Regions from separate parts of the Mus musculus genome. Here all the other regions are linked to region 2. A link is a loop called in an ENCODE intact Hi-C map of the cell type or tissue named here. Cell type or tissue: heart. All regions are shown on one strand.

Region 1 (8,000 bases), 210 kb before region 2:
TGCCCCTCCCACCAGCCTTGAGAGAAATCTTTATTTTAGGCTCTTTATGATGGAAATCTCTCTCTCTCTGTCTCTCTGACTCTCTCTGTCTCTCTGTCTCTCTCTCCCTCTCTCTCTCTCTCTCTCTCTCTCTCTCTCTCACACACACACACACACACACACACAAACACACACACACACACACACCCTGTATCCCCGCCCCACCCCCAGTCCGTCTGTCTGCGTATAAGGTTATTCTGCTTCTCAGTGGGCCAAAGGCCACCTCTGCCTTCTTACCATGCTTCAAAATTAAAATCCTAGCTGGCGCCAGAGCAAGATTAAATGTGAAGGGCTGCCTCTCCACCGCGTGGTCCTTTCCTATTTTGAAATCACTTTTTGAACTGATTTACAATGACCGAGGACCAAAAGGAACAGAAAGGGCCAAGGCTGGGGAATGAACAGGGCTCTCTAACGTGATTAGATGCATGTTTTATCCTGACATGTTATTTCTCCCTCTTCTAATTATGTGGAGAGACTTAAGTGATCCTAGACCAGTGGTTCCCGAATCTGCAATTATAGCACTGTGCCAAGATCTCCTAGGGGCAGAGTCTTCCAGGACCCTGCTCCAAGGTTCTACACTCTCCATGCCAAGGAGGCTTCGGGATTCCCTGGGCATTAGTTAATGGTGAGAGGCAAAGGCTATCATCTTCTCACTCTGGAGTTGTATCACAGTATTACCATTAGTATCTGTCACACACATGACAGCCTAAGGTTACAAAACACTCAGGTCAGGAGTGACCTAACCTGAGGCCCCAGGCTTCCCATCTGTAAAATAAGGGGGGTGGTCCTCCTATCATTCTGGTTTTCTTTCTGTGTATGTGTGGGGGCAGGGAGGCATATGCTGTGTCCCACATGGGGAGGCCACGCCACAGGCTCAAGGGTGAGTCTTAAATTTCTGCCTTGTTTGAGACAGACTGTCGTCTGCTGCTGCGTATGCCAGGCTAGCTGACCTGGAAGCTTCCGGAGAGTCTCCTGTCTCTGCTTCCCATCTAGTCACAGGCGCACTGGAATGACAGGAAGATGCTAACAGGCTTGGCTTTTACCTAGTCTCTGGGGATTGAAACTTGGGTCCTCACCTTACTAACTCGCTTTGCCCACTAGGCCGTCTTCTTGGCCCTCCTTTCTTTCTAAAGTGCAACGAGTGTGGCGTTATTCCAGTGGGTCCAATATCCCTGTTCCACCCTGTGGCTGGATGAGGAAGGATCAGCCTCGTGAGCTCATGAGTAGGACATCTGGGAAAATGAATGTTGGGCTTGCGGAAGGCAGCCTGCTCTTCCCCTTTGAGGAGAGCGGCTATCTGGGCCACGTTAGTCAGCCACCTCGCCAGCACTGGCTCCCCTTCCCTACAGGCCCTGACCTGTGTAGTCTTGTGTAGCAAGTGATCCTTGTGGATTTCGTAAGGACCACTCAGCCCAGGCAAAACCCAAGTTCTCTAACTTGGCCTGCATCTGAACAACAGAGTCAGTCAGACACTCACAGCCTCCTGGTTTAATCTCTCAGTATGTGTGGAAAGCAGGCAAAGAAGAGAGGCTCTGCTTGCCTAGTGACCTCCTCTGAAGGTCCCTGGGGAAGGAGAAGGCACACACTGGCATCCTTGAATCCTAGCCAGAGAGAAAGACGCCTTTCTATTTCAGTGTAGTGAGGATGCATTCTAACAAAAGGTGGGCAAAGCACTTGGTCCTAGAGAGATCGCAGGAGGTAGTTTCACCAAGGAAGTCATTGTCCTGGGATCAAAGATGACAGGAGTCCTTCCCTGAAATGCCAGTGGAGTGGGGTGGGCATTGGTGATCCCACGTGGATGTGATGAAGTGTTGTCAACTTCCATTACACAACACACAGGATGCTGAAGGGTCCCAAAGGTGTGTTCCCCAAACACTGGAAGCATTTTCCATGATGGTGCTCGATTTGTAAATTTAGCCTGAGTGACACTGAAAACGACAGGAAATGTAGTTCTTTTTTCTGCCACCCGCTCTTTGGCTCACCAAAAACAAAGTCTGATAGAGACTGAGCCAGGAGCTCCAGGAGCAAAGCTTATTGGTGTGCAGTAATCACATGATAAAAGCCCACAACTGATGGTGCGAGAGGAGCTGAGGCTGAGCGACAGGTGGTGGCATGGACGGAGGACAACCACAGAGAAGATGGACAGGAGAGCCTGGCATCAAGACTCTGGTGGCCCGGGACAGAAGTTATGCCCGTGTGTGATGTGATGTGTGTGTGTGTGTGTGTGTGGAGTATGGTGAGACTGGAAAGTTTATTAACCAGAATCGGCTAAAGCAGGGCTTGAGAGGCCTCGGTGGTTGAGAGTGCTTGCTACTCCTACAGCTTCAGCTCCTCAATGATCTCCATCCACGATGGAGTGCTTACAACCTTCTATAACTTCAGTGCCAGGAGATCTAACACCCTCTTTTGGCCTACAAGGGTACCTGCATGCGTGTGTGTGTGTGTGCGCGCACACACACACATGCACACACACATCAATTGGGCTTGGGTGTACACATTCTTTAATCCCAGAACTTGGGAGGCATAAGCAGGTAGGTCTCTTGGAGTTCAAGGCCAGACTAGTCAACCAAAGCAACGTGGTAAAACCCTGTTTGTTGGTTGGTTGGTTGGTTGGTTTTTGTTTTATTTCGGTTTTTTTTTTTATAAAGTAAGACCCACGTGTGCAAAGAAACTTATTTAGTTAAGAAATTGGCTTTTGTGTTGTCGAGGCTGGCAAGCCCCAGATATCAGGACCCAAGGGCAGACATGCTGCTGCATTCAAGGCAAATGCATTTACTGCAAAATTCCTTGATCGGGGAGGACATTCTTGGGTTGGCATAGGACCTCCAAGCGGTTTGATGGAGCCCATTCCTACTATGGGGCAATCGGGCAAGCCACACCACTAAAATAATAATAATGATAATAATAATAATAATAATAATAATAATAATAATAATTCAATTTAAATGTTAATTTTATCCAAAAACAAAACAAAACAAAGCCCCACACTCTCACTCCCACAGAATAATGTTTGGCGTCCAACCATGGTCCAGCCAACTGAGACCCCAAAGGAAATGTCACACAAGAAATCCCACTGTTGCTTTTGTGCACACCTCCCCACCGCCTCCGTGGCTGAGCAAGGTGGGCATTGCATACACTGGTGCTTCAAAAGGCCCAGGACACAGCGGGATGGGACCTCTCTGTGCACTTATTAAATATGGAGTGGTGGGAGAGGAAATGGAAGAGAAATAAGCATTTCCCACGGCTGTTCCGCTCTGTTGAGAGCAGGATCACCACCTGGGGCAGACAATCTGCCTGAAGAATGACCCCTGCGGCATCCCCCCCGGGAACGGGTCGTGGGGTTTAGTAGCTTGGTAGTTTTCCAGTTCCGGAACATTTCGTCTCTCTGCAGTCAGTGAGGAAATGAGTGGCCACTGCCTCCAGTCCCTTCTCTCCCTGAAATCATCTCTGCTTGGGCTCCTGCCTCCAGGAGGGGTCAGTAATGCACTCAGGCCTGATGGTGCTGAACACTTGGCCACAATCTTCCTGCTGCTGACAGCCTCGCCCTTGGCCTCCTTCATTTGCTACTGCCAGCAAGAGACCAGGGACAGCAGGACATGTGGACTGGCCTGGCCTGGGACATTCAGGGGTTGGTTGTGTTCCGGTGCCAGCTTGGAGCTATAACTTGAATTATTCTCCCAGCCGGAATCATTTTGGACTCTTCACCCTGTGTTTTCGTTCCAGTGTTCCTTGGAGGGTAAAAAAAAAAAAAAAAGAAAGAAAGAAAAGCATGCTTTTGTATTAGAGAAAACTGTGAACTCACAGTGATAAGCATTACTCTGTGGGTTTAACCACCTTTCGCATGAATGACCGGTTCAATGAACTGTTCTAAGACAATGTTGACCTTCTGAGGCAGTGCAAGCAAGCAAGAGTTAGTGTGTTGGAGGAGTGTTTTACAAGGAGGCCTCCTTCAGCTCTGTGCCTGGAATCAGGTTTCCAGGAAGCAAGGGCCTGGCCCCAGTACTTGATTTATTGAAGGATGTTCTCGGGAACCAGTCATTTTCTGACCACATTCCTGTGTGACTTAAGTCCTTTTCCCATGCTGACAGTCCCCACTTCTGGAGTGCCCTGTGAAAATTCTCGTGAAATTAGCCTCCATCTTTATTGCCAGTGAAGCCAGGTGTCTTTTCAGTTCAATGAGACAAAGTATATGGGCTGGAGGTATACTGAGCCTGTAGCTCCTTCTAACCTAATTGCTGTGCTGGGTCCACCAAGCCCTCACTTCGGGGGTGGGGGCCTTCCCTGCCACCCAGGCCCTCAGAGAAGACTCCAGTTTCTGAGGCTCAGCAGGTGAGGCTCACAGATTCTCTTTATACCATGAATGCTCCATTCTGCTGATGAGTGCCTCCTTGTGTTCCCAGCTCCCTGTTCTTTGTGCAGACATCCATTACTTTCCCCATCATCTGTGCCTATCAATAAAAATGTGGCCAGAAAATGACTGATGGGTTCCCGAGAACATCCTTCAATAAATCCACCACTGGGGCCAGGTCCTTGCTTCCCGGAAACTTGATTCCAGGCACAGAGCTGAAAGAGTCCTCCTTGTAAGAAAGTATGCCATTCATATTCGAACAAGGGGAACAATAGCTGAGGTAAAACAGGAGGCTTCACATTGGCTATAACAGTGCACATCCTGCTAACGAGTGGCTTCAGAAGTGTGCCCTTTCTAGCTGGACAATGGCGACTTAGTCTAAGGCAGCAGAGAAGAAGCAGAGAAGAAAGTCTTCCTTGGGGAATCAGAAAGCTTAGAGTAAAGTCAGGCTGTTCTTTCAGAGAAGAAAAGGTTTATTGTGAATCAAGATCTTTGGAATCTGTTTATCCTTGGAGGAGGAGAGGCTTGGAGAGGTGAGAGCAGTGTAGACCTGGCTGAGGGCCTCGTGAGCTGCAGGATGCTTGGGGTTATGATGTCTGCTCTCCAGAGGAGGAAACAGGAGTTCAAAGATGGGAAGGCACTTTCTCGAGGGCACACATCTGGCTCCGAAAGGCAAACAAGGCTGGTGTAGGGCATAGGCCATGGAACCTGGCCAATGTGGCAAGGGACTTTGATCTCTACTCTGAGAATCCTGGGAAGCTTTGTGGGCCGGGGAGGGGGCGGGGGGGCAGTGAAGAGAAGAAATGATGGGTTTTGTGATGCTGTGTTCCATCAGCCTGGGGCACAGATTGGGAGAGGACAAATGACACAGAAGAATCAAAAGCTGCCGCAGGGCTGAGGACATGGTTCAGTGGCCAAAGTGCTTTCTCCACAAAGCCAAGGGCCTAAATGTGACCCTTGACACCCACATGCAAAGCTACACGTGGGGGTGTACTCCTATAATCCCAGGGCTGAACAGGTAGACACAAGAAGACAAGAAGATTCCGAGGCTTACTGGCCATCCAGCCAAGCCAAATTGTTGAGCTCCAGGTCAATGAAAGACCCATGTCTTAGGGGACAGTGCCTGAGAAATAACACCAGTGTTATTCTAGACACACACACACACACACACACACACACATTTATTCACACACATACACATAAGGTACACACACTCTACAAAAAAAGAAGAAGAGGAAGAAGGAGAGGAAGAGGAAGAAAGAGGAGGAGGAGGAGGAGGAAGAAGAAGAAGAAGAAGAAGAAGAAGAAGAAGAAGAAGAAGAAGAAGAAGAAGAAGAAGAAGAAGAAGAAGAAGAAGAAGAAATGAAAGAAAGAAAGAAGAAAGAAAGAAAGAAAGAAAGAGAAAAAGAAGAAAGAATGAAAGAAAGAAAGAGAGAAAGAAAGAGAAAAAGAAAAAGGAAAAGAAAAAGAAAGAGAAAGAGAAAAAGAAAGAGAAAAAGAAGCTACTCCTATCATCCAGGCAACAGTGTTGCTGGCATGGGCAAGCAGTGCAGTGATTGGCAGGCAGTGTAGACCCCTGTCCATGTTACACCAGGATCATAAATGAAGCCAGGCTGCAAGCACATGCTTCCAGCCAGCCAGCCACCTACAGACTCAGGAAAGGCCCAAAACCTTCTTCCTGAAACTGTTCTAGAGATAGAAACTGTTAATAGTCTTTGGGACCAAATGGACCAGGGGACATAGAGTGGTGGGCACTGAAGGAGTCACAGCAATGCCTGAGAGGATCTCTAGAAGCCAATGGAGACACAGCCAGGCTTGACTCATCCAGGAATGCAAAAGAAACAAAGCTCTCCTCCTCATGGGCCAGTTTATCTGCTCATCTCTGGGTGGAGGCAGACGCTCTTGGGGAAATTCCTACAGGCTAACGGTTCCAAACATGCCTGCCTCCTGCAATAGACAACCTTAGCTCCCCTCTTCCCTTGGCTCCAACCACCCACTAACTTTTCTGTTTCAATTTTTAAAACTTAGAAAGGTATTTCTCCTCAAATAGACACCTGGCAGAAGTCTGCCTCCCTGGGATACAGAACTTGAGTTTACAGAATATTTTGTTTTGTTTCCTGATCTGTCATGCATAAACATTTGTTCCATGAATATGTTCAAAACACATATCCTGCACTCAATAGAATTGCCCCTGAACTGTAACACAGAAGGGCCATATACTCATTGGCATTGAACATGGCCAACCAGTGCTCTAAAGCTAGGTAAGAAACATGGCCATGTAGTTTGGTGGTATATGCTTGCCTAGCCCAAGGCCCTGGGTTCAATCCCCCAGTACCTTGAAAATAAAAACAATCAGAAAGACCAGAATCCCTGCGTTCCTCCTGACCCTGGGGTGTGGGAACAGCAGCTTGGGCAGGCGGAACACAGAGACATTAGACTGCATTTACCCTGAGCCACGGCTGTCGGTTGCTGGGTACACACGGCTTAAGGGACAGGAAAGCACAGCCTAGGGTGTGAGAGGCCAAAGCTGTGGTTCCCAGGATTCCTGGACATCCAGACATCACCGGCTGGGAATGAGGGTAGGAGTGGGGGGCCCATTGGCCTTCGATGAGGAGCCCGGGCCGGGAGTTCTCAGACTCCTGGACATCCAGACACTGCTGGAAGTCTTGAAAGAGCTGAGAACAGAGGAGACCCACAGGCTGAGGACAAGCCCAGGGTGGGGGACTCGGGCTTAGCTCATAGGTGAAATTCCTTAGTTTAATGGCAGTTGTCTGGGAGCACAAAGGGCCCTTCTACGGGAGACTTAGGTAGAGCAGCTCTGTAGGCCAAGGCCTTCTCCATGTTCCCTGTGGAGGTTCTTGATGAAAGAAGCAGACCTTGGGTTCCAAACTGTTTACTAATTATTCACTGTGGAAAATGGGTGCATACTACCTGCTCAGGGTGGATCAGAGATTAAATACCTTTTGCAGGAAGGAATGTTCAGGAAGGGAAGCTCATTGGCTAAACCCTCAGGGCCTCTAGGTACCTCATTAGCATAGAGAACTCTGTTCTGGGCTACATGATCACAGGTCATGTTTCCTATGTGGGAAGTGTGGCAAGTGTTCCAGGCCAGGAATTTGATAGGGGGCAGGGAGCTGCCTGACATCTCAGGTGCTCAGGTGGGTGCCAGGGTGCAAGAAACTCTGAACCCACTCAGACTTACGAAATTTCCTGGCCCGGTCCACACCTGTAATTCCACCCTGGGCTTTCCTGTACGGCCTTGGCAGGGGGGGGGGGTCTTTCTGTGCCTCAGTTTCCCCTCCTTTAAATGATAGTACAAAATATATGATACATATATAAAAAGTCCTTTTGTGCTAACGTTCTCTACTTTCCTTGGATCAGGCAGCAAACACACACACACACCACACACACACACACACACACACACACACACCACACACCACACACATACACACACACACACCACACAGACACACACACACATACACACACCACACAACACCACACAGACACACACACACTCACACACAAACACACACACACACTCACACACAAACACACACACACACACACACACACACACCACACACCACACACCACACACACACACAAA
Region 2 (8,000 bases):
GAGCTCCATTATCTGGATGTGGAACGCTGACCAACACACAGCCAGCCTGGCTACTCAGTTCAGCACTCATCTTCTGCCTTCTGTGGGCCTCCGCTGTACTAGGTCTCAGGGGCCACAAGTTGGTCCAGATGACTCGCAAGACAGAATCCCGAAGCTTGCGGTATCACTGATACCCCGGTGGCCCACACATTCACCGATTCAACATGTATGTTTTGAAGACTTACAATGGACCAGGCATGTGAGCTCTCCTGGAAAGTAGGGGGAGAGATGTGGCTGTTACAGACACTTTACAGGTGTGAAGACTAAAACCCAGCAGGTTAGGAATTCATTCTTTTGAGTTTTTATCATAAAATAATCCCTGTAATCTGAGCCAATTAATTTTTCCTAGCCTACAGTCACAGATGAACTGTGCAACACCAACACAAACAACATTTAGGTGATAGTTTACTTATTACAGTAATAGCTAACACATATTAGACCACCTGTATTCAAAGCACTCCTGTGGCTTTGGGTTGTTTTGTTTTGTTTTGTTTTTGCATCATGCACTTACTTGGTTTACTCATTATTCAAAGGAAAGAAAAATGGGTAATTGGTGCAGAGCATTCTGCAGCTAAGTAGAAGCAGGGCTTGAACTCAGGATGTTGGGCTTTTGAGCATATAAACTACCACAGAATCGTCTCATAAGAGTCTGTCTGGTCAAGACAGTTCTTTCCGCATGCAGATACGGAACCCAGTGTCAGAACAGCAAGAGGATTCAGACACTGAATCTAGCAAGTCGGCAGCCAGGAGGTAAATGGCAGATTAGATGCAAGGTGGATTTGTACCAACCCATCAGGGGAGAGTACTCACATGAACTCTAGGTTGAGTTGGGTGCTGCTGGATAGTTCTGGGAACATCGGAGGGGCAGGTGGCAGATTAGATGCAAGGTGGATTTGTACCAACCCATCAGGGGAGAGTACTCACATGAACTCTAGGTTGAGTTGGGTGCTGCTGGATAGTTCTGGGAACATCGGAGGGGCAGGTTGCCGTGCAAAGATACGGCAATAACAAAAAAGCAAGTTTGCCATAGTTATTCCTTTAGGGTTCTCTTTGGATACTGGGCAATTAGGTTAACAAATGACTGGGGAGTGAAAGAGAAATGTGTGAGAAAAGAGGGAAGAATAGGGGAGGGACAGAGAGAGGGGGAGGAAAGGAAGAGAGGGGGGAAGGAGGGAGGGAAATGAGGAAAGAGAGAAAAGAGGTGGGGCTGGGGAGGCACTCTCTTCTCTGCAGAGCCTCCAGGTCACACCCCAATGCCATTCATCTCTGAACTCTTGCCACCAACCACTCAGTGAGATGGAATTAATGAGCAAATTACCAGTGAGCTCACATTCCCAGGTCATCTTTTCCTCCTGAGCTAAATGTTTTCCTCCTGTCCTCTTTAGCAGCACCCAAGGAGCCATGTCACCTCTGGGCCTAGGGAGGAAAGTTCCAGGGAACAAGCAGGTTCTAGAAAGACCATTATGGGCTCAGGGCAATATGCCTCCCCTTTTCCCTCCCTTAAGCCTCAAGAGCCATTCTCCTGTCTCCTGACAAGCTGCCGTCTGTCTCTGAGAAACATGCCCTTCTTTTAGATCAATAACGAGCTTGTGCCTCTTTATTCAGGAGCAAAAACAAAATGTTCTGTATTTAAAAAGCAGACAAGAGTCAGAGGCTCTCCCATAATACTTAGCCCCAAGTGAAGAGCCAGGATAGGTTGACTCCATGAAAAACAGATGCCCAGTAAACTTGAATTTCAGATATACAGCAAATAATTTAGAAGTATAGTGTGTCACAAACATATAACATACCTATATTTTAAAAAATATTCCCTGATTATCTGAAATTAATGGTTTAACCTGGACATCTGGTGCCTTTATTTGCCAAATCTGACAACCCTAATCAGGGCAATGTCTTCCCAGCCAAGTGGGACCTGTCCTTGGCTCACCCTGGATGTCTCACGGTCCTGAGCTCCTGCCAAAGGCCTCTTTGCATCCCACCTTCATCTCTTCCCTCCATCCTTCTCATCCTAATTCACTTTCTTAAAGAGTTTGGGATTTTGCCCTCCTTCCTTCCTGTCTTCTTTATCTCTCCCTTCTTCCCTTCTTTCTTCTATTTTTGGTTTTATTGTTATTTGTCTGTCTGTCTGTCTATTTGCAGTACTAGGGGTCAAACCCAGGCTCTGGAGTTAACTAAGCAAGCATTCTACAGAGCTACATCCTCAGCTCCTCTACTCTCTCAGCTTCCCTTATTCCTTTTAAGGTTCAGCTATTTTATGTTTGAATGTTTTGCCTACGTGTCTGTCTGTGCACCACATGCATACCTGGTATTTGCAGAGGAAAGAAAGAAGGAAAAGGAAGGAAGGGAGGGAGGGAGGGAGGGAGGGAGGGAGGGAGGAAGGAAGGAAGGAAGGAAGGAAGGAAGGAAGGAAGGAAGGAAGGAAGGAAGGGAAAGAGAAAAAAGAAAGAGAAGAAAAAGAAGAAAAGTGCTGAATCCGTGGATCTAGTTATGGCTGTGAATAACCATGTAGATGCTTGGGATTCAACCACAGGTCCTCTGGAACAGCAGGAAATGCTTTTAAACACACCAAGCTATCACCCGAGGCCCCAGCCCTGTGGTTTTTAAGACAAGGTCTGGCTATGAAAGACCTTGCTTTTACCTGCCACGTGCTGATGCTCCAAGCTATACTGCCCCACAAGACCCAGCCCCTCCATTCATTTTACTAAATGTTTCCAGCCTCCTGACACCCTTTCCAGGAGCTGTGTACACGAGATGACAAATCAGATATGGTCCCTGATCTTGAAGAGCTGACGCCCTGGGGTTGGAGGAGAGATGACATAGACAAGGGAGTATGAAAGAAAGTGGAAAGCGAATGCATTAAAGTCCAATGGCTCAATGTAGAATGGAGGAGTGCATAGGAGTTCCTAGCCTTGTCAAAGTGTCCAGATTTGAATCTCTCCACACCTCAATTTTCTAATCTGTAAAATGAGCTGATCCGAGATAGCATTTGCATTAAAGGGACTTTTAGTATTGCAGAGATATTTTAAATTCAAGTGCAAAGCTAACATAGACAACATACATGATTTTAAAATCTGAGTAATAGATATAGCAAATTAACTAAACTACTACCTGCATTATTTTAAAATTTTGAAAATTTCCACCAATATTAGGACGTTTGCTGGCTGCCATCTTACAAGTGGCCACATGGGGGCAACAAAGTACCATACAAACTGAGACTGAGCTGGTCAAGCACCCCATTAACCCATAATTCACTCATATTTTGTCTGGTCATTTAAATGACTTTAATGAACTCTGAGTATGTTCAGGAAAAAGAATTGAATCAAGGTGTAGTCCACCCTTAACCTCAGCCATCAGGAGGGCAAGGCAGGCAGATCTCTGGGAGTTCAAGGCTAGCTACAGCTACATAGTGATACCTTGCCAAGAAAGAATGAAAGAAGAGGGGAAAGGAAGAGGAGGAGGACTATGCCCCTGCCCCACTCCTGTCCTCCTGAGGTTTCTGACAAGCCCCTAAGGTAGGCACTATCACCATATCTGTTTTAGACACAGAGATTCTGGGAAATTAGAAATGTTTCCTCTTCTGAAATGGTCCCTGAAGAGGAGCTAGGGAAAATATAAGAGCCAGAGATCAAGGAAGATTGAAGCAAAATAGTCTTCTGGAGAGGATGGCCCGTTGCACTTAGGAATGCACAGCAGCTGTGGTTGGCTGCACAAGATGAAGCCAGTGAACACCCCAGCCTGGAGTTGGCGTGGTGGTTTGAATGTGTTTGGCTATTAGGAGGCGTGACCTTGTTGGAGTACATGTGGCCTTTGTTGCAGGAAGTGTATCACCATGGAGGTGGGCAATGAGACCCTCCTCCTAGCTGTCTGAAGTCAATCTTCTCCTTTTTGCCTTCAAAACAAGAAGTAGAATTCTTAGCTCCTCCAGTGCCATGCCTGCCTGGATGCTGCTGTGCTTCTGGCCTTGATGATAATGGACCAAACTTCTGGACCTGTAAGCCGGGGCCAATTAAATGTTGAACTTTATAAGAGTTGCCCTGGGCGTGGTGTGTCTTCACAGCAATGGAAACTCAAACTAAGACGGAAGTTAATCCCTGGGACTGGGGTGTTGCTGTGATGGGCCTGACCATGGTTTTGTTTGGAGGGATGTGGATTTGGGGGCTTTGAATTTGGAAAGCTATGGAATGCTTTAAGTAGGACTTGATGGGCCATCCCAGTAGGAATATGGAAGACATTGGTGCTGAGGGTGATTTGAACTCTGGAGATCTTTCTTAATGACGTTTTGGTGAAGAATGTTGCTGCTTTCTACCCTTGTCTGAAAAGTCGGCCTGAGGCTAAGGTAAAGAGATTTCGGTCAATTGCATTGACAAAGGAAGTCTCAGAAAAGCCCAGCATAGACTGTGTCCTCTGGTTTACTCTCATGAAGAGAGTTTTGATCAAGCACAGCAAGCTTAGGCATTGAAGAAGTTGGAAACAGAAAGCTAGTGATAATGCAATAGAACAAGGGGGCCATGTTCTAGCCCCAGCAAGCAGCAGAACTCAGCAACTTTAGCCATGTTGCTCTGGCTTTAGAGTTAAGACTAGAAGGGCCTACTGGCATGATTGATGCTGCTTAGCTGGAGCTAAGAAATTAGTGGTGATTAAGAAGAGACCAGCATAATTGAAATGAAATATTCTTGCAAGTATCTTCTGAGAGCACAAAGAAGCTGTGTTCCAGAGATAGCCAAGGTTGTACCTCATGCTGCAGTTGGACTTGGTAATGTGTAAGAATCACCCAGGTAGTACTGGTTTTGAAGGCATGAAGGGGTCATGGAGAGCAGCTGAGGCTTGGCACTGTGAGAGGCCAGGGAAGGTCATTGGTGAAGGTGCAGCCTCAGTTGCAGGTAACAGCCCAGGACTTAAGGGGTCAGGCAAAGGAGGAGAATTGGCACCATGAAGAGAGCCTTTAAGAAGTTATGGGTGAAACCTAATTGTAGCCTCCCTCAGCCCTGAAGCAGGCTGATCCAGACTTTGACCTTGCTGCCACTGAGAAGATTACCTAGGGTGGAGCCTTCCGACCTAGATGGCTCTTTTGTTCAGTCACCTGCCACTGCTCTCTCCAAGGCACTGCTACCTGCCAAGAATCCCCTGAGATGTTCTGGAGGAACCTCCTATTCTGCACTGTCGCCTACAGGCTGGCTTCAGACACCAAGAATGGACTGGCAGGGGATGGGCTTTCCCCTTTTATAGGCACACTCTCTTAGTAAACTGGTGGGCCTTGAACAGAATCATGTCTTGGTCTCCATTAATCTCTCGCCGTCTAAGTCTCTTTCAGCCCCAGCCTGCCTCCCAGGTGTACCCAGTTCAAGTAGACCACAGGCTGGCATACAACAGATTGGTGTCTGAGCCAGGGACCTTGAGAACGGCGGGAAAGCACTCAGGGAATCACTGTCTTGTATGGAACTCCAAGGGGAGAAAAGAATCAGAGATCGAATCGGGCATGGTGAGCAACAGGTATTTATGCTAGCGCTGGCTTTAAACTTCATTTTTTTAAAAAGTGTTGCTGGAGGTGCGGAAGGATATGGGTTAAGTTTGGAATAGTGCTAACCCGGTACTTTTTCCACTTAGGATTTGACAGCGAAATAGGTGTGGGACTAGAAACTGTGAATCAGGAGGTTGTCCACAGCTTTTAAAAGCTGTTTCAGAAGTCGGGTGTGGTGGCACATGCCTTTAATCCCAGCACTCGGGAGGCAGAGGCAGGCGGATTTCTGAGTTCGAGGCCAGCCTGGTCTACAAAGTGAGTTCCAGGACAGTCAAGGCTATACAGAGAAACCCTGTCTCGAAAAACCAAACCAAAAGCTGTTTCAGGTGAGAGGGTTTAAAATGATGAAACAAGTAGTTGTCCGCAGTCGAGAACTGCATCAGGCTAGAGGAATAGGGCTTAAAATGGTGGAGTAAAATATATAGAGGAAAATGGATTTTGAAACTCTCCCAGAGACAGAGAGAATTCGGGGAATGCCCTGCTTTATTCTCTCTGGCTCTACAGCCTCTTTGTGTTGTCTAATGTCTGGTGCACCAGTCCATTTACAAGTCGATTCATGTGTGTTTTGTTTCATTGTCTGAATGCCTGAATGTTCTGTGTTTCATGTTGGAAAATAAAGATGGCTAAAACTTTATCTGCTGGTTTAGCAAGAGTGGGCACACGCTTTAGCAGGATCAGGCACAGCAGGAGGGCTCCTGCTGGAAAAACAGTTTTTTGAGAAAGGGAGTCTGCAGCCTCTTAGTTTTGGGGCAAAAAAGCTGATAGATGGTTTGTTGCCTGGGGGGGGGGGGTTCTCTGGAATTGTGATTAATGTGTTTAGCAAGTGACAAAGTGCGTTTTTATCTTATAATTATAGCTAGAAAAATTAAAATTCTTTGATTGGTCTAAATTTATAAGACTCGTGTAGCCGCTTCATTTGTTTTTTTACTGGTCTTAGAGGTGTAATATGCTCTGCGTGTCTTCCAGCCTGCCTCCCAAGTGTACCCCGTTCAAGTAGGCCACAGGCCGGCATACAACACCTAGTTGCAGTAGAATACCACAGTGAATTGGAGGTGTCACTTCCATGGGATGATCACCAAGAACAGCAGCAGCAGTGGAGTGGAGTCAACCAGAGTGCTACAGAGGGCAGAGCTGGAGAAGTGACACAACCCTTTGGAGAAGCCCAGAAGATCCTACGTGGATCCAAGACACTGGAATGAGAAGCTGTAAAGTTGAAGTTGCCTCGGATACCTCAATATGTTAGAGATGTCAGAGCCATGGGATAACTGCCATGGGAACTGCTAACAGGGAGTGGAACCTGCCCAAGAGAATGAAGTTTGTTGCTGCTGAATGCCAGATCTGTCTGTTGGAATTAAACATGGGTGAAAGGGTGAAAGTTTCCTCCAGTGCCATGCCGGCCTGGATGCTGCCATGCTTCCCACCACGATGGTAATGGAATGAAGACAAACTACGACAAGCAGGGAAGGCTCCCTCTTGACTGAGAAGCCATGGGCAGTTGATAGCTTTGTGAGGAGAAAGAGTTGGCCTTACTTATGGGTGTAGCCCCCGTAAGTCAACCATGCTCTAGAGAATGGCCCCACCCAAGAGTACAACACAAATTGGACCTGGTAGGTTATTTCTAAGTGGGGTGGTCCATGAAAGGAGGTAGTTAAGTGGGGAAAGAGTCTGGAAAGAGCCAAGGGGAGGATTGAGGGTGTGGATATGATGATCAAAATACACTGTGTGCATTAAAATTTCAAAGAATAAAATTTCTGATATTTTTTCAAAGACTTTTCTAGTGGCTTCCCAGGAATGAGAGAAACTAGGACCTAGACCCTTGGAGATCTATTAGGGTGACCGCTCCACTTTTAGGATGTGTTTCTAAAGGCTCCTGAAGTTGAGGCTATTAGCACACTCCCTGGGGTTTGCCTGACATCACAGTTCTAAGGACGAAACCTCTTAATAGCGTTCTCACGCCCGGCCAGGAAGAACACAACAGACCAGAATCTTCTGCGGCAAAACTTTATTGCTTACATCTTCAGGAGCTAGGAGCGCAAAACCCCCAGCCCCAAAAGCGAAAGCCCCTTCTATATCGAAACCAAAACCCCTTTCCTATTTAGGAGAGTTATATTTCGCCTAGGACGCATCACTCCCTGATTGGCTGCAGCCCATGGCCGAGCTGACGTTCACGGGAAAGGCAGAGTACAAGTAGTCGTAAAATACCCTTGGCACATGCGCAGATTATTTGTTTACCACTTAGAACACAGGATGTCAGCGCCATCTTGTGACGGCGAATGTGGGGGCGGCTCCCAACATCTCCCCCTTTCCTTTTAATAAGAGCAAATAGGCCACCCATATTAATGAGAGTGGAGATAGAGGTCAAATCCCCAGTGTGTAGGTAAAGGAGCCATGTACAGGATTAGCTCTTAGGCTCACAGGCTTTTACCCAGAGCAACCCTGACCT
Region 3 (8,000 bases), 410 kb after region 2:
TGTTTGGACACTGTTGATTTAAAAAATCTTATTTTCAGGATCATAATTACGGAGCCCCTCCTCCTCCGACACCTCCTGCTTCTCCCCCTGTCCAGACGATCATCCCTCGTTCTGACCTGAATGGCCTGCCGTCGCCCGTAGAGGAACGCTGTGGAGACAGCCCGAACTCTGAAGGAGAGACTGTTCCTACCTGGTGTCCTTGTGGTCTTTCTCAGGATGGCTTCCTTCTCAACTGTGACAAGTGCAGGTAAGATCCTGTTTCATCTAAATTCAAACCTGGGTTGCTGGGATTAGGGTTTCTTATCAGTAGGGAAAAGCTCAAAGTATTTCTTCTTGTGTTTGTTAATGTAGATGATTCCTTAGTGCTCCTTGGCTCGAATTCTCTGCACTAGGTGAGAATTGCTGACAACAAGGAATGAGAGATTGATGTTAAAGCTATTGAATTTGATAAGAAATTTAATGTCCTGGAAACATTTGGTAGGTGGGAGGGAGGGGGTAGTACATACGCAGAGACACTTCTCCCATGTATGATGTGCTGTGCTGCATGCTGCTGGAAGGACTACTTTAAGTTTATTTTCCCTCTTTAGGGGAATGAGCAGGGGGAAGGTTATTAGACTTCATCGGCGGAAGCAGGACAACATATCAGGTGAGCAGAAGGTGGGTTAAGCCCACATTTTGACTAAATATTTTGATTTAAATGTTCTCCTATAGTACATAGCTATTTTCACACAAAGAAGTTCCACCAAAACCACTGTATCTATCTGGAAATGTTTCTTAGACCTCTAACAGTCAAATTATCCTTTGTAAGCACCAGAAATAATTTTTTTTTTCTGTTAAGTTACCCATTTATAGTTAAAGACAGCAGAGTGTGGAAACTACTTTGAAGGGGAAAAATTGATGGAATACAGACTAAATCTTACTTCATGCCAACAACAACAACAAAAAATCTTGTTTTCAGAAGAAAGGTGGGGGTCTATGTAGAGTTATAGTAGAGGTAATTTTTTACCTGGTGTAGGGCATATGGAAAGGAGGAAGAAGATGATATTAGTGCCTGAGCTGTGTGATCATCTTTTTTTCAGGTGGGGATAGCAGTGCAACAGAAAGCTGGGATGAGGAGCTTTCTCCTTCCACTGTGTTGTACACAGCAACACAGCACACACCTACAAGCATCACCTTAACTGTTAGAAGAACCAAACCCAAGAAGCGGAAAAAGAGTCCAGAAAAGGGTCGTGCAGCACCAAAGACGAAGAAGATCAAGGTATGCAAGGTGTATAAAAACACCTTGAATACAAGTATGTCTGAAATAGCTCAAACATTTGATTCAAGCAAAAATACTCTAAAATTCTTTGAAGAAATTTGATGCCAGTGTTTGGCCACTTTTTTTCTACTTTCAAAAAGTCACCTGATCAATATATACAAACAGAACAAACTCTCTTCTAACCTTCGTAACCATCACCACAGGCTCAGTTTCTTCTACTTCAACCACCATCCCAGGTATGGAATGCCAGCCCTTGCTGGTAAATTCTCATGTGAGATACAGCCTTGAATCTAAGCTTCCACTGTCTTTGCAGCATCTCCCTACTTCTCTGTCACAAAGCAGTCTGAAGTTCTTGTCTTGTTTACATGGCTGACCTCATGTCATTGAGGTCATTAGGCTGATTGATTGTCCTATATCTAAACAGAACAATAACATGAGGAAATTTATCTTGAATGGTCTAGATTTTCTTATTGTCTTGGTCACTTTTCTATACTCTTAGATAAAGGGTCTCTAGAAGAAACATTTGTCTTTTCTATTCTTTCTTCCCCATCACAGCAACTTGGTTGCTCCTAGGTCACTTGCCCACCCTTTGTGAAGGGGATCAGTCTTTGTTTCCTTCCTAATTTCAAAACTAATAATCTGCAACTTGAGGATTATAATTACTTTCTGCTTGGTGTCAGCAGTTTGTATAGTCTATAAGTGGTGCATGCTCTTACCTATTAATTGTCTCATACCATCAAAGTATTGGAATTCATGTCCGTGTTCATGAGCCTTTGAACTGTCCTTTTTCTTGATCATGGTTTGATGTACCGTTGTATTTGTTACACTGAAAATGAGACAGCATAGGATACTGGTTAGTACCTTACTTAGTTTTAGTCACATGGATATAACTGTCATTCTTGGTACCAAGTTTTGTTTTGTTCTACTTGTTTTCCTCTTTGGGATAGGCATTTCGAGAGGGATCCCGGAAGTCCTTGCGGATGAAGGGAAGGGGTAAACCTTTCCTGATGCTGCATTTTACATTTGGTCTTGCCTTTTGATGGCTTCTTTCCTAACGTTGATGGTCTGAGACTCTTGGAGTCTGCTTTTCACAAGGTTGTAATGTTGCCATTCAGTTTTCATAAATATTTTCTCCAGAGTGGACTTTCTTGTCTATTTTATGAAATATTTTCATGTTTCTGTTTCATTGTGGTAGTGTGGGAGATAAGTCACAGTTTTTAAAAACAAAACGAGGCTAGTCTGTTTTATTCCAGTGATTGGACTCAACCTCAGGAGTGAGAATTTTCTGGTGATGAGCCAGGCTCTCTTGTAAACTCTCCTTGACAACTTTGGCTTTGAATTATTGTTTGAAAGGATAACTCTTTAGTAGAAAATTGGTGTTGTTAATATGTGATAGTCTTACTGAAAAAGCACTATTTTTCTTGGCATCTTTTGGCATTTCTTGGCATCTTTTTCTTGGTGGAGATTTATGTAATGCTGCTTATCAAATAGGACTGGTGTGTGTGTGTTTGGAGAAGTAATGTACTTTTTAGATACTGGCTGGGTTTCGTTGTACTGGTTAGTTTTCAAAGATTTGGTTGTCGTTTCTTATATCTTCTTTTGTCCTGCCCATGAGTAAGTTGACATACCTCCTAAAAGTTTAGGATTTAAGAGCTTTAGTTTGAATTTGAGTTGTACTTTGGTTCTTCTAAGTATTCGTATCCCTAAATCTCTTAAGTTGTCCATTAAATAAACAGTGACTCTTTGAGTTAGGATAAACTTATTAGGATTACTTTGTAGTTGGAGCACCAGTGGATGTTGTCATTGATGTCAAGTGACATTTTACCTTAAATTTGAAAGTCTGACCTCTTATGTGGATAGGAGATTCTTTAATGAGATAAATCTACAAGTTGCCACGTGTATTTTCAACTGCTCGTTTCATTTTATTTCATTTACTAACAGGGACCTTACATAGAATTTGGGGACTAACTTTAGACCTAAACTGTAAGGCCCTCTTTTTTTTTTCCCCCTGCTATCAACTAATACTATAACTAGCTCAACTTTCGATACCTGTAAGCAAAATGAAAGCCATCTCTTTCTCTCAGAGAAGTTTATATACACTTTTTGCTTACAGTTTCAACAGAGCCTTGTAGATATGTTAAAATTTAAATAGGAAAAAAAAAAAGGTTTTACTTTAATTATCTTATAATTTTTAAGTTAAGTTATAAATTTTGTCTTTGGAATTAATGAAAACTTTCATAAAGATACAGGTAGTAGCTATAGGAATATAAAGAGAATAGCATTTGAATTTTTAATCTCAAAACCAAGAGCTTTCCTACAAGACACAACTCTTAGCCAGTGTTTTAGGTCAGCAAGGTGAGTGAACAGGTAAAGGAACTTGCTGCCAAGCCTGACAACTTGAGTGTAATCCCTGGAACACTTTTGGTGGAATAAGAGAATTCCTACAAGGTGTCCTCTGTGGCACAGGCATACCAGCAAAATATATGTTAAAAATAGAACAATAAGTAAACCAGTGTATCTTCAATACATTTGGATAAGTAATTCTGTGTGGTAATTTACATAAAATGATGGAACATTATTCAACGTGTATTTGATAATGGTTCCAAATGGTAATTTCCCTGTGAGTGTTAACATTATGAACTAGGTATTGCTATTAGAAATAATAGGTGTCTCAGAAACAAATAGGTGACTCATTCTCCTAATACAAATACAAACCATTTTTACTGCTATACTAACACAGCGAATATCAGCCTATTTTGAAATTTTATGCACTACAACAACTTAAAATTCTTTTTTGTCTTTTTATGACTCCCCCAAGGAATTTGATGTCAATCTTTCTTTCTTTTTTTTTTCTTTTTTTTTCTTCCCGGTTTTTGGTTTTTCGAGACAGGGTTTCTCTCTGTAGCCCTGGCTGTCCTAGAACTCACTTTGTAGACCAGGCTGACCTCAAACTCAGAAATCCACCTGCCTCTGCCTCCCCAAGTGCTGAGATTAAAGGCGTGTGCCACCACCGCCCGGCTGATGTCAATCTTGATGGATTGATCTTTACTACTGAAAATGGTCATGAAACCAGTAATGGATGAAGATACTAAGTCAGATTACTTTCTCACTTTATAATTAGACAAATGAGGAAATCATTTGAAGGTGTCCAAGACCTCATAATTGGTTGATAGTAGAAGCTAAAACCCCTGATTTCAGTCCATTGCTCTTACACTACACCAACTGTCAAGTAAAAACAAGTATCTTGCTTATCCTGCCGTGTTCATGAATGGTCTCTTACTAATTCACTTATCTTTGATCTCTACAGAATTCTCCCTCGGAAGCACAGAATTTAGATGAAAATACCACTGAGGGCTGGGAAAATCGGATAAGACTATGGACTGATCAATATGAAGAAGCTTTCACTAATCAGTACAGTGCAGATGTACAGAATGCCCTTGAGCAACATCTCCATTCTAACAAGGAATTTGTGGGCAAACCTGCAATTTTAGACACTATTAATAAAACTGAACTGGCCTGTAATAATACAGTAATCGGTTCCCAAATGCAGGTAAGAGCTAAAGCTTTAAAAGCACTAAGAGATTGAAATTACTTTAATAACCAAAGAACCAGAATGGAACAAAATCATTATTCCATACCAAATAACAAATGAACTACCTTCCTGCTGATAATCTCTGTTCAAAATCAGGTTATAGTAACTAAACTGTCTAGGCACATGTTTGAGAAATAAAAGCTATAAATTTATAAAGCAGACACAGCTCCACTGACATCTTAAGTTCTTCTTTGATCTTACCTTCTCTGGGACCACTAATTGGAACATGTTTCCTGGAAACTTGAGATTATGTCAAAAAGAAAATTTTCCAATCTTCAACCTATTTAATACACTGATAAAACCTGAAAGTGTTAGTACCTTTTTAACAGTTATGAAACACTGTAAATGTTTACCACACTGCTATTGCTATTCTTAAACATTAACACTGTTTTTATTCAGTTACAGCTGGGAAGAGTCACTCGTGTTCAAAAGCACCGGAAAATCCTGAGGGCTGCAAGAGATTTGGCTTTGGACACTCTTATAATAGAATATCGTGGGAAAGTCATGTTACGACAACAATTTGAGGTCAATGGGCATTTCTTTAAAAAGTAAGAACATCATTTGTTGAGCATTGAGGGCTTGCATGGTTCTGACTGACGAGTCATTCAAATAAGCTCGTGTTTTGTCTGTTTGCTGTTGATTCAAAAGGGCAAATAAATCTGCAAATCGTGTATGTACACTAGTGATGACTCCTTTCCAAGCCCAACATTCCTTGCTTTTTGCTTATTCATTAATGAAAAGCAGACAAGTCTGTGGTGTTTGCTACCTTAGGTATTGCAAATGACTGTTCCTTATTGAGTCAGTGTATACATCACATTTGTGGGGTGGCCCTTTTGTTTGTGTTGAGAATTACAGGAATTTTAATTATATCCCTAGACCATATCCCTTTGTGCTCTTCTACTCAAAATTCAATGGTGTAGAGATGTGTGTCGATGCTCGTACTTTCGGTAATGATGCTCGGTTCATCAGAAGATCATGTACACCAAATGCAGAGGTAAGCTATCTTTAGCAACTTCCCTTTCAATGGAGCCATCAAAGGACATGTTTAATTGAAGAAACAATCTGAAAACTTCACCCAGATAAAGGTCTGTAGCTAATAGTTGTATGATTTTTAATGCAGAGATGAAAAAGTAAAAGTGTGGTGTCTTATGGAGATGGAATAAAGACAAGAAATAGGTTTTCTTTAGAGAGGACAGAAATGAAAAAAAAAAGAAGTAATAAAACAGACTGGATAAGATGTCTATAAATTGAATTGGAAAAAATTTAAAATATTAAAATGTCATGTGGTAATAGTTTGTCTTTGCTATTGTGGGAAACAGTGGTAAAAATTTGTAAACATTTCTAAAGTTCATTAATCGATGTATTCACAGTAAGTGCAGTAAGGTTAACACAGCTTTGTTTCCAGGCTAAGGAATTTTTAATTCTTTAGCAGAATGCAGATACTTTTAAGAATAAAATAATAGTTTCACCCTTTTCTATTTTGAAGAAGTTTAACAGATTGTTCACTAGTGTATTATCATGAAGTGATAGAGGTAAATAAAATAACAGATTACTCAAAATAGGCAGAAATTATTTGGGTCATGCTTTTCCCATTTATGGAAAACTTGGTTTTGGTTTTGAAGGCAAACATAATGATGTCTTGTTCATATAGGTGAGACACATGATTGCAGATGGGATGATTCACTTGTGTATCTATGCCGTATCTGCTATCACCAAGGATGCAGAAGTCACCATTGCATTTGATTATGAATATAGTAACTGGTAAGACCTCAGAAATTTTTATAAGCATAGATGGCCTTAAGATTTTAATATCTTAATATTAAAATTGTTTTTAAATCTTGCCCTCCTTTTTTTTTTAATTACTGTATTTTTTGCCAAGAATCTGTACTCCTACTACATAGGAGGCAGAAGCATATGGATCTGTATGAGTTTGAGGTCACTAAGGCATTCCAGGCCAACCAGGCCCACCAGGCCATGACTCTGAAAAGAAAAATAAAAAGCAGTAGGGAGAAAGAATTAGTCGAGGTTTGTGTTCTTCCTGATTCTGTGCTGCATAGGTTAGAGGTAGACATATACAGAAAAACTGAAATTTTGAAAGTATTATACCAATTCTAATTTATTTAACAATAACATCAGAGGAAATTTTTATACCAGTTTTTCAATAAGGCGAATAGTTAGTATGCCATAATATTCTGTTTACAAGAATACTGAGATACTTATGGTTGTTTCTTTGGCACAGTAATTACAAAGTGGACTGTGCTTGTCACAAGGGAAACCGGAATTGCCCTATACAGAAAAGAAATCCCAATGCTGCAGAATTGCCACTCCCACCTCCTCCTAGCTTTCCCACCATTGGAGCAGAGACCAGACGTAGAAAAGCACGGCGGAAAGAGCTGGAGCTGGAGCAGCAAAATGAGGTTCCAGAAGAGAATCCTGACCCGCAACCACAAGAAGTTCCAGAAAAAGTAACTGTATCCAATGAGCATGAGGTAATCTCTGTAACCAAGTCAGGATGGTCTGATCCCATGTGTTGTTTCAGAGAGCTATACTAAAACATTAACTGCTATTATACACATCATCATGAATATACTTACTTAGATTTTCTTTTCACTTTATGATATTCAGAACCATGAGCAAAGCCAGGGTATAGTGGCACACTGCTCCAGTATTCAGGAGACAGAGGCAGGTGCATCTCTGTGAGTTCTAGGAAAGCCCAGGCTGATGCACAAAGAAACCTTGTCAAAATATAAAGAGAGGGAGGGAGAGAAAGGAAAGGAAAAAAGAAAAGCCTAAGACCTGATTCAGAAAGAAAAATAATAATATCAGAAACCATCCTTTTAGGGCCTGGTATGGTGATACTCACATCTAATCCCAGCATCTGTAGGGCTGAGGCTGGGTGGTTATGAATTTGAGGCTAGGCTTAGGCAGTATAATAAGTCCCTGTCTCAAGAAACATACAACAAAAATAGAGCATCCTTTGACTCACAGATCACATGCTTTGCACACAGAAGGACCTGGGCTTAATTCCTATTGTAGAGCATAAAAAGAAGTGGGGAGGTAGTGATGCCAGAATAAAGCAGGTTGATGCTCAGTGTTTGAATATGATCTAATAGTGCTTCTGTCTTAAAGGAAGTTGACAATCCAGAAGAA

The links. A loop is a pair of places that touch in the nucleus more often than their neighbours do. Peaks named below come from ENCODE experiments on the same cell type or tissue, not always from the same donor. Only the 100,000 strongest peaks of a DNase experiment are listed, where the experiment ranks them.
Region 1: it touches region 2 in a loop (4-fold over the local background); 15 of 42 quality-filtered maps call a loop at or near these places.
Region 3: a loop joins it to region 2, with 2.5 times the contacts of the local background. A loop is called at or near these places in 6 of 42 quality-filtered maps.

The regions. Positions count from the first base shown.
Region 1 is chr6:112,491,423-112,499,422 of GRCm38, forward strand. No RefSeq gene overlaps it. Among named protein-coding and RNA genes, the nearest start is that of Oxtr, 5.6 kb to the left of the region's middle. In heart, a CTCF peak has its summit at 3,493 (motif pointing right); a DNase peak (open chromatin) is centred at 3,539; H3K27ac peaks cover 284 bases; H3K27me3 peaks cover 4,494 bases.
Region 2 is chr6:112,697,349-112,705,348 of GRCm38, forward strand. It overlaps Gm35824 (a long non-coding RNA gene), which reads left to right. Exons shown (of 2, transcript XR_377964.4): 1 at 1-907; 2 at 1,022-1,139. It overlaps Gm26799 (a long non-coding RNA gene), which reads left to right and starts at 2,432. Exons shown (of 2, transcript XR_869361.2): 1 at 2,432-5,529; 2 at 6,524-6,816. In heart, a CTCF peak has its summit at 3,221 (motif pointing right); a DNase peak (open chromatin) is centred at 3,253; H3K27me3 peaks cover 1,453 bases.
Region 3 is chr6:113,110,279-113,118,278 of GRCm38, forward strand. Setd5 (SET domain containing 5) reads left to right here. Exons shown (of 22, transcript NM_028385.1): 4 at 96-247; 5 at 588-646; 6 at 1,080-1,258; 7 at 4,566-4,808; 8 at 5,250-5,398; 9 at 5,727-5,844; 10 at 6,502-6,611; 11 at 7,090-7,339; 12 at 7,980-8,000. Among named protein-coding and RNA genes, the nearest start is that of Setd5, 37 kb to the left of the region's middle. In heart, no CTCF peak of the experiment used is centred here; no DNase peak of the experiment used is centred here.